Linked DNA regions of Homo sapiens: all the other regions are linked to region 2. The links are chromatin contacts, found by Hi-C or POLR2A ChIA-PET in ENCODE. All regions are on one chromosome and are shown on one strand. Each heading gives the region's core, a stretch centred on a gene start or an enhancer-like site at or near the end of the contact. The rest is flanking DNA. Distances are from core to core; before and after follow the strand shown. Region 1 holds the start of PLA2G15 (phospholipase A2 group XV). Region 2 holds the start of PSKH1 (protein serine kinase H1). Region 3 holds the start of SLC7A6 (solute carrier family 7 member 6).

What was found. A loop is a pair of places that touch in the nucleus more often than their neighbours do. ChIA-PET counts read pairs that join two places held with the same protein, here RNA polymerase II (POLR2A). Pooled maps may share reads with other maps.
Region 1: a loop to region 2 is called in a pooled map, with 5 times the contacts of the local background. The contact joins the promoter of PLA2G15 here to the promoter of PSKH1 in region 2. A Hi-C loop is called at or near these places in 4 of 168 maps with a recorded cell type or tissue (CD14-positive monocyte, cardiac septum, endothelial cell of umbilical vein and 1 more), 7 of 37 single-sample maps with no recorded cell type and 11 of 50 pooled maps. POLR2A ChIA-PET finds 5 or more read pairs at or near these places in 3 of 52 experiments (GM12878 and WTC11).
Region 3: a loop to region 2 is called in a pooled map, with 4 times the contacts of the local background. The contact joins the promoter of SLC7A6 here to the promoter of PSKH1 in region 2. A Hi-C loop is called at or near these places in 4 of 50 pooled maps. POLR2A ChIA-PET finds 5 or more read pairs at or near these places in 3 of 52 experiments (GM12878, K562 and endothelial cell of umbilical vein).

The regions. Positions count from the first base shown.
Region 1 is chr16:68,243,694-68,246,908 of GRCh38, forward strand. PLA2G15 (phospholipase A2 group XV) reads left to right here and starts at 1,680. Exons shown (of 6, transcript NM_012320.4): 1 at 1,680-1,860. The coding sequence starts at 1,734. RefSeq lists enhancers at 486-1,024, 2,146-2,646 and a silencer at 1,500-1,729.
Region 2 is chr16:67,891,628-67,894,898 of GRCh38, forward strand. PSKH1 (protein serine kinase H1) reads left to right here and starts at 1,627. Exons shown (of 3, transcript NM_006742.3): 1 at 1,627-1,744. RefSeq lists silencers at 1,364-1,423, 1,754-1,873.
Region 3 is chr16:68,263,034-68,266,342 of GRCh38, forward strand. SLC7A6 (solute carrier family 7 member 6) reads left to right here and starts at 1,493. Exons shown (of 11, transcript NM_003983.6): 1 at 1,493-1,543. It overlaps LOC124903704 (a long non-coding RNA gene), which reads right to left and starts at 1,424. Exons shown (of 3, transcript XR_007065096.1): 1 at 1,335-1,424; 2 at 154-381. RefSeq lists a silencer at 1,379-1,658 and an enhancer at 2,031-3,230.

The DNA of each region.
Region 1 (3,215 bases), core at 430-2,929, 350 kb after region 2:
CCCAACTCTACAAAAAATAAAAAACTAGCTGAGCTTGGAGGTGTACACTTGTAGTCCCAGCTACTCAGGAGGCTGAGGTGGGAAGGATTGCTTGAGCCTGAGAGGTCAAGGATGCAGTGAGCCGTGATTGTGCTACTGCACTTGGGTGACAGAGAGACCCTTTCTCAAAAAAAAAAAAAAAAAAAAAAAAAAAAGGAAAGAAAAGAAAAAGGGGCCGGGCACAGTAGCTCACGCCTGTAATCCCAGCACTTTGGGAGGCCGAGGCAGGTGGATCACCTGAGGTTGGGAGTTCAAGACCAGCCTGACTAACATGGAGAAACCCCGTCTCTACTAAAAATACAAAATTAGCCAGGGTGGTGGCGCATGCCTGCAATCCCAGCTACTCGGGAGGCTGAGGCAGGAGAATTGCTTGAATCCGGGAGACGGAGGTTACGGTGAGCCAAGATTGCACCATTGCACTCCAGCCTGGGCAACAAGAGCGAAACTCTGTCTCAAAAAAAAAAAAAAAAAGAAAAAGAAAAAGAAAAAAGAAAGAGGGAGGGTGGTGGTAGCCCAGTCACCAACATGTTTCACTATAAGAACTCGAGAAGGGCAGGGCAAGATAGTGGCTTCATAGCCAGGTCAGCTGCTTACCAAGAAGAAGGAAGGAAGGGGCAGGACAAATTTCTTGGGACCAGGTGGGATGACCAGGGTGCAGCTGCCCCTTCGAAGGGGTGGGTGTGTGGAGGATCAAGACCTCTATTTCCCAAATACTCTCGTCCCTCTATCCCACAGTGACCTATGGTGCTGGCATATAACCAGCTGTCAGGTCTTTGCCCACTCTGTTCGCCCCTGCTTCCTGGCGCAGGGAGTCCATGTCCTCTCTGGTTCCCCAGGTTTGCGAGAGTGGAGGGGGACCACGAGCTCCCGATGCCTCTCCTGCTCTGCAGGGGAACTTGCAGATGGCCCATGGCGCAGGGTCGAGACTCAAGCCCACTCCCAACCCCGCGCCCGAACTGCCCGGACTGGCGGGGTGACGCTGCACTCTGCGCCCCTAAAACGAACAGATTAACCCCTCTCTTGGGAACTGAACATGCTGACCTGGCCTCTCCCGGTTCCCCCCGCATCTGTAACCCCGGGGCAGAGTTACAGGGGCTGACTGGCCGCACCCAGGTGCCCTCGGGGCAGGGTGTGCTAAGAATTGGTGTGGGGGCTGCACAAAGGTCCTGGTCAGCTCCTGGTCACCTGAGGCCCAAGAACTGTCCGGGACTCACTTCCTCTCTTCTTGCTTTAACCGGGGTCGCTCAGCAGCGGCCAGCGCTGCACCCCTTATCCTCTCCCGGTCTTGTCCGTTCCAGATCCTCCAGGTCAGGGGGTCGCCAAGTGAGAGCTGCGCAGCGTGGATTTCGGGTACCCAGGGCTGGGCGGGGTACAGCAGCGGCGAGCTGGGTTCCCGGGTGGGCGACTGACAGCCCGGAGCCAGGCGATACCTCGATCCATCGATGCGCTCGGCGCTCAGCGTGGTCCAGGAAGCAGGGGGTTGGGCAAGGGCGGGGCGGCGACCTCCGACTGGGAGGGGCGTATATGGCGGCGAGTCCCTATTGGCCAGCCATTTGCGGGAGGCGGGCCCTGATTGGCCGGGGGGATGCGGGGGATGCGGGCGGCGGGGTTAAGCGCGTCGCCACCGCCCCCGCCTAGGCGAGAGCCCAGAGAGCTGAACCTGCATCCCGGACCTGCGGCGACCGTCGTACACCATGGGCCTCCACCTCCGCCCCTACCGTGTGGGGCTGCTCCCGGATGGCCTCCTGTTCCTCTTGCTGCTGCTAATGCTGCTCGCGGACCCAGCGCTCCCGGCCGGACGTCACCCCCCAGTGGTGCTGGGTGAGGCACGGGTCTCGTGGTGGATCTGTCGGTCGGGCGGGACGGGCCGCGGGCGGGGCTGCCTTCCCGGTCTGCTTCTGTTCCAGTCACGAAATGGGGGAGCGTATTGGTATCTGTCTTGTCACTTAGGTGATCTAGATCTGCCGGCTCACCTCCCGCCATGCTGGGCGCGGGTGTGGTCAGCTCCCCACCTCCTGTCCTGGTAGAAAATGGGGGTGAGTGGGAGAGTTACCATCTGGTTATTCATAGTTCCACCTGTCCGCATCATTCCCAAGCCTTGCCTCCCCTTATCCCATTTTTAAGCTGGAAAGACAGGTGCTTCAGCCCCACTCCTGAGGGATGGTGGGGGTGTGTAGAGTGGCTCCTGAGTTGACTTCTGCATCGACCTGGGCCTGGTTAGGAGGCTGTCACCCTCGACCCCTCCAATGCCACATATGCCAGAAGGCATTGCTGAAAGGAACCTCCTTAGGGAAAGGATTGCTGTCCTAGCTGGCCACCAACTCCCACAACTTATCAGATGTGTGGCATTGCCTGAGGGAAAAGGCCTAAGGGAAACTGAAGACAACTGAAGTCAGGGGAAAGGGTTGGGACAATGGCCATGAACCTGTGTCAGGCAACATGCTTGTACTCTTACCCTGCCACACATGCTTGGACTAGACTATGTGGAGGCTCGGTGACCTCCCCTGCTCACCCCGCTCCTTGATCACAACCCTGGCAACTCTACAACGGCCACTGTATTTCCTTGCAGGGATGGGCAGGGATGAGACCTCTGTCTGGGGGGCCTTGGGTGCCTCATTGAGGCCGTCACTCCCATCCAGAGCTGGTGTGTCCGTGGCCAGCCAGGATTCCTGAAAGCAGAGGCATCTGAGGCATGAATTACACGTGGAGTCTAGTGCAGCATGATCTCCATGCTCTTTCTGCTGAGAGTACTTTAAATGGGGACGATGCAAATCACAGAAGGGTAGAGTTGGCAGGTAGGGTGGTGCCAGGCAGGCCCCACCAGGAGTTCCCAGCCAGGAAAAGCTCCAGGGGGATACTAGGCCCAGGTTCACCATGGGATTTGGGCAGACTTGGCCCTGCCTCCCCAAAGCTTGCAGGATAGGAATAACAGTGATCCCCAGAGAGGAAGTCTGTGTGGGGCAAGCACAGAGAATCCACCAACCCAGCCTGGATGGGTGGGTGTCAAGTAAGGCTTCCTGGAGTATATAGCTGGAGCTAAGGCCAGGAGAGAGTAATGGGTCGGGGAGAGACGTGAGCATCTCAGGCTGCCTGGGATCGAGTCACAGGAGGAGTGGACTGCACAGGACTTGTGACTGGTTGGGTCATCTGAACTTTATCTTGAGGGCCTCAGGGAG
Region 2 (3,271 bases), core at 377-2,876:
GAGGCCGAGGCGGGCGGATCACGAGGTCAGGAGATCGAGACCATCCTGACTAACATGGTGAAACCCCGTCTCTACTAAAAATACAAAAAATTAGCTGGGCACAGTGGTGGGCGCCAATAGTCCCAGCTACTCGGGAGGCTGAGGCAGGAGAATGGCGTGAACCCAGGAGGCGGAGCTTGCAGTGAGCCGAGACTGCGCCACTGCACTCTAGCCTGGGTGACAAAGCGAGACTCTTTCTCAAAAAAAATAAAAATAAAAATAAAAATAAAAATAAAAATAAAAATAAAGAAAATTAACCGGGCATGGTGGCAGGCGCCTGTAATCCCAGCTACTCGGGGAGGCTGAGGCAGGAGAATTGCTTGAACTTGGGAGGCAGAGGTTGCAGTGAGCCGAGATTGTGCCATTGCACTCCAGCCTGACAACAAGAGCGAAACTCCATCTCAGGAAAAAAGAAAAGAAAGAAACCTTACTACATAAAATAGACAACAATTTTTTTTTTTTTTTTGAGACGGAGTCTCACTCCATCGCCAAGGCTGGAGTGCAGTGGTGCAATCTCAGCTCATTGCAACCTCTGTCTCCCAGGTTGTAGCTATTCTCCTGTCTCAGCCTCCCGAGTAGCTGGGACTACAGGAGCCTGCCACCAAGCCTGGCTAATTTTTGTATTTTTAGTAGAGACAGGGTTTCACCTTGTTGGTCAGACTGGTCTCAAACTCCTGACTTCAGGTGATCCACCTGCCTTGGCCTCCCAAAGTGCTGGGATTACAAGTGTGAGCAGTGGCGCCCAGCCGACGACAATGTTTTATTGGTGTTAATTTATTTTTAGGTTTAAAGTATAACATTAGCTTATACAGTCAATCAAAGACAGTTCCATGTGCAAAGTACATACTCAATAAAGATTTGAATACAGAGCTACTGAAATGGGGAAGATGGATGGAGGTTACAATGCACTTACCATCTGCAGCACCTATTTTAACCCCTCCAAGTTGGGTTGACTGTAAAGTGAACCAGTTCTGATCCTATAGAGAAGTCATTGTGAATGGTAACAATTTTTTAAAAATCCGCTTGCTTTTCAGACTCGGCATATAAATTAAATTAACAACAACAAATAACCATGAGTCCAGAAGTTGGCCCAAGATTGACTTCACCTATCTACAAATTAACCCTTTGCATCTCTTCTTTGATGGAGGCCAAATTCAACACATGGAGTGTTGAAATTATTCTAAGTGCAGTTTTAAAAAATAGATTTTGTTAATGAAAATTAAGTCTATCCTTTGCGGAGTTCCAGAGGCACTTCCAGAAACCTCTGTTGGAAAGCATTGTTTACCCAAGCTCGCATTACAGAGTCCCCTTTCCCCCAACCAGAAACTTGAAACTTTCTCCCTATTTCCCGCGATCCTTCCTTTTTCTATCACCGACCCGTCTCGCAGGCAGCGGTCAAGTTACTTTGAGCGACAAATAGACCCACCCCTTCAGGAGAGTGCCCGTCCCCGCCCCGAAGAGGTTGATTGGCAGGCCACGCTCGGAGATCCGCCAGCCGCGTAGCCCAGTTTCGGGAGAGTCCGCCCCCGACCCGCCCCCGACCCGCCCCGTAGGCTTGTTTTGGCGTCAGCTGCGCGCTGTGATGACGCCACGACGCTAACGCCCGAGAATGGCGGCGGCGGCGGCGGCGGCGGCGGCCGCTGCCATTGCCCGGAGATGGCCGGCAGAGCCGCCGAGACGCCGAAGAGCCCGCCGCCCGCGCGAGGTGAGGCGGCCCGGCCCAGGACGACGGCCCGACGGGCGGGAGGGGCAGCCGAACTGTGGTCGTGGTCGCTTTCTGGCGCTCCGGGGCCTGCCCCTGGTCAGCCTGCAGCGTCGGCCCGTGCCCCGTGCGCCAGGGCCTACAGGGTTGGAGAGCAGGCCGGGCGATGGCTGCTCGGGTTCCCGGCGTCCGAGTCTGGACTGGCCTCGGAACGTGCTGTCGTGCTGGATAGCCCGTCTCCAGGCCCGCTTGGGCCTGGTGGACGTGGTCGGTTGCCCTGCCTGCTTGCTGTTCAGCCGCCCCGCGTCCAGAGCGGGTCAGGTTGATCCAACCTGGTTGTCCTTGTCCTTACTGCCTTCTCGCGCCCGGCGCCTACTCCACACCCCTCCTTTGCGTCTGCCAGGGGCCGGCGGGGCAGCTGATCGCTTCCTTGTGCAGGCTGGGAAATAGCAGGTCTGAGTCCAGCTGGGTTGCTTGCTTGGCAAGCTTGTCATTCCTCTACCTGCAAGGGGAAGCCTAGTCCCCCACACTTAGTCCCCCTCCATAAAGCGGCTGAAGTGATAATTCCCACCTGAAAATCTGAGTAAGTCCTTCACTGCCTGAAACTAGTTCCTTAGTGCCTTCAGGACAAAGGCCGCACTTCTTAGCAAGGCATTCAGGGCTCTTCGTAATCTGGTGAAGGTTTAACCAGCCAATCAACACCGGAGCACTTCTGTGCTCCCTTTACGTAGTTTATTGTTGTTAAAACGTGTGGCGCTCCTGTTAGCTCTGGTTTCATACCTTTGTGTTTTAGTATTACTAATTTTGAGACAAGGCCTCTATTGCCCAAGCTGGAGTGCAATGGCTCATTCATAGCTCACTGCAGCCTTGAACTCCTGGACTCAAATGATCCTCCCGCCTCAACCTCCCGAGTAGCTGAGACAAGAGGCACTCCCCTCCACGCCTGGCTAAGTTTAAAATTTTTTGTAGAGCCAGGGAGTCTGGCTTTGTTGCCAGAGCTGGCTTCAAGAGACCCTCCTGCCTAGGCTCCTAACATATTGAGATTATTAATACAAGCGTGAGCCACTGTGCTTGGTCCCCTTGTGCTTTAGATAACGCAGTTTTCTCAGTTTGCTATACACTGCCTTCCACCCCACCGACCACCTACCAGTGTTGGAAACTTACATCTGTCCTATAAAATCCACCTGAGATGTCACTTCCTAGGAAAAAAATCTACCTTGCTTGGCATGTAACCATTAACTCCTCTATATCCATGCTGCTACTATTGAGTACATCCTGTTGTGTCACATGGTGGTCTTCTGTCTGCATATGTCTGGCTCTGTGCCTGGCATAAAATAGGGGCTAGCCTCCAGTAGCATTTGCTGAATGCTGACTTATGAATGGATAGATTCAACTGTATTTTTGAGCACCTATCAGGGCTAGGATCTAAGATGAGCACAGCAAATGCCAGCGTATGTGTGTGGTAGGTAGTACAGCCTCTTAATCCTGGATAGTCCAAAATCTCCTGGGATAATTTTGTGATACAAAATC
Region 3 (3,309 bases), core at 243-2,742, 370 kb after region 2:
TCGGCTAATTTTGTATTTTTAGTAGAGACGGGGTTTCTCCATGTTGGTCAGGCTGGTCTCGAACTCCTGACCTCAAGGTGATCTGCCTGCCTCAGCCTCCCAAAGTTGTAGGATTACAGGCGTGAGCCACCAGGCCCGGCTGAGCCGGCATACCTTATATGAAGCTGTGGCAGGGACACGTGGGCTGGGTGCTGACACAAGTGTCCAGAGCTGTCCTTCTGCTCAGCCAGGGAGGCCGGAGGAACTGATCTGGGAGGCAAAGGGTGCAACTCGATTGATCCAAATATATACGTCCACTCACTGACACTTAGGGGAGGGGTTCCAAGCAGAGGGCAGGAGGGCAGCACCAGCGAGGATTCCTCAAGTATTGTCATCCCAGGCCTGCAGAGAGGAGAATGGAAGGGTTTTAGGCAGGGGAGATACAAAGTCATCGCAATCTGTATTCTAGGAGCATCCCCTACTCTGTGGAGATGGGGTAAGGGGAGCAGGATAGGGATTGAGAAGCCGTTGTGGCTGGGGAGAAGAAAACGAGGTATAGGCCGTGGGAGGAGTGGGGAGGAAGGGTCTGAGGTGCTACCCATCTCTGGCTGGGTCCCTGTCACTGGGTGGCAGGGAGCAGGGTCTTGGGTATGGTCTGGAACCAGAGGACGTGTACTTGTGGTCATAAGGCTGGGGGAAAAGATTCCAGGGCCCTGGAGAAAGTCAGTGCTTGAGGTGTGGACAGGAAATTTCGGAGGAGGGCTCAGGCGCCCATGAGGTCAGGAGGCTCTAGACAGAGAGCCCCAGAGCCACCAGAGGAAAAGGAACTCGAGAGAAAGATGGAGGAGCAAACAGAGGGAGGGGAAGGGGGCAGGAGGTGCAGCTCCCCCAAGAGGGGGGGCAGGAGGTGCAGCTCCCCCAAGAGGGGTGGCAGCCCTCTTGGGAAGATGAGGACAGAGCCCCAGGGAGGCCTGGGGTTGGCAAAGGGAGCCTGCAGTTTCTTTGTGGGTGCGGGGGCCTCAAGGGCTACGAGTCTGAGCTGTGCGTGTGTTTGGACAAGTCCCCAGAGTGTGTGTCTTCCTGGGGTTCCTAGACTGCGAGTGGCAGTGGCCCGGCGGCGGAGGCCGTTTGGATCCCTGTGTGAGCTGTAGGGGGCGCCCTGGGCGTCGGGCCCAGGTCAAGTGCGAGATAGGAACGGGGTGCGGGGGCCGATGAGAGCTCCCCGCGGGAATGTCCGCTGTGGACGCCCTCGGAGGCCCCATCTAACTCCAGGGCGGCGAGCGTGGCCGGGCCCAGTTCACGGGCTGCTCGAGCCCTGACGAGGCAGCTGGGGGCTGTCTGGCGTCCACGCTCACGTTCTGGGCCGGCGGACCCCGTACCGGCCAGGCCGTGGCGGCCACGGGGGCCCGGAAGCGCCGCCGCCAGCTGGCCCCGCACGGAACTGTGTCCCGACGCGGCGCGCGCTGTCGCGATCCGGCGGCGGGTGACGTGGCGGGGCGGGGCCTGAGCTGCCGCGGCGGCGGCGGCGCGACCGAGCATCCTGGCGGCGCCGGGCCACTGGGAGGTAACGGGCTGGGCCATGGGCGGGCGCGCCGGGAGCGGGGCCGGGGCTGGGCCGCGTTCTGTGGGAGCCGAACCCTGTGGGTCTTCGCTGCCGCCGTCGGGAGCGGGATGCGGCCCAGAAACAGCGCGGGGCTGGCCGATCGGGGCCGCGCGAGAGGCGCTGCGGGTGAGGGGGGGCGCCACGAGGAGAGAGGGACCTCGAGCGTGAGGGCCGAGTGTGGGAGAAACGCTGTATGGGTGCGAGCCCCGGAGGCTGATGGTGACCGCGAGGGAGCCAGTCTTGGGGTGTGCTGGCGACGCGGCGAGTGTGAGGGAGACCGGGGGTGTGTGTGGAGAGGGAAACCCCAGGTGCGAGGGTGACCGGGACGCTGAGTGCGCGGGCCGCGCCGCGAGCGTGAGACTGTGCGACGGTGACCCTGAGTGGGGCTGTGACTGCGCCTCCGACTGCAGGACGGAGAACCTGTGCTGTGTGGCGGCCGCGGTGGGGCAAAGAAAGACGCGGGCTCAGGACCTCAGGAGCCAGGCTTCCTGGGGCTGTCGCAAGAATGACGATTATCATTTTAAAATCAGTCCTTTTACTTTAGAGAATGCCGCAAGGTTTTGTGGCGTGCTGGAGCCTGGAGCGTTGGGCTGCTGGCGCTGGGGAACCCGCGTGCCCCTGGTGATTATGGCTCTTTTGAGCGTCCCTATAGCCTGTCATCTTGTGTGACTATCTCTCCTGAATGTGGGGAGATAGACGTGAAACATTCTGAAAATTCTTTGCTGGGCTCTAAGCAAACATGTTGTGTAATGGTCAGTATAAATAGGAATCAGGGTGTCGGCGAACACGTTTTTGAGTACCTCTTGTATGCCCTGGGCTTGGTGACACAGTTAAAAAGAATTCAGTCTCTGCCCTTGATAGGGGAAAAAGCCAGGGCAGCTCATCTCGCAGGGCGGCTGTTCAGTGCCCAGCCATCCGGGGCTTGTCTCTCAGAACTGCTCCCAGATTTCAGATCTGGGAGGAGCAGACTTGAAAGGCTGTGAGTACTTCCTTATATCAGTTCCACCTCTTTTTGGTGGCGGTGAGGCCTTTTGGGGACCTGCCCAGGCTGCCTGCATTACTCAGGTCCCATGTGTGCTGCGCAGACGGCTTTTGCTTCCCAACTTTGATCTCAGATCGTTATTCAAGTCGTTACACTGGAGTTTATTTTCCTGGCAAGTGTGTGGAAAACCACCAGCCTGATTTTCTCCTCTCTTCCTCTCCTTGTCCTCCTTCCCTATTTGGCCGTGGATGTATTTTTATTGCATATACCGGTTTTATGATCCCCATCTCCCTGGAACTTCTTAGTAGAAGAAATTTCCTGACCTTTGTGCTTCCTGCTGTAATTTCTTGGATGTATATTAGTTTCTAAAAAAGTTATGCAGGCCGGGCGCGGTGGCTCAGTCCTGTAATCCCAGCACTTTGGGAGGCCGAGGCAGGCGGATCACGGGGTCAGGAGATCGAGACCATCCTGGCTAACATGGTGAAATCCCGTCTCTACTAAAAATACAAAAATTGAGCCAGGTGTGGTGGTGGGCACCTGTAGTCCCACCTACTCGGGAGGCTGAGGCAGGAGAATGGCTTGAACCCGGGAGGCGGAGGTTGCAGTGAGCCAAGATTGCGCCATTGCACTCTAGCCTGGGCAACAGAGCGAGACTCCATCTCCAAAAAAAAAGAAAAAAAGTTATGTAAACGGTGCCCACGGGACCTGGGGCCCCAGAGCTGCCTAGACTTACATGATTTAATGT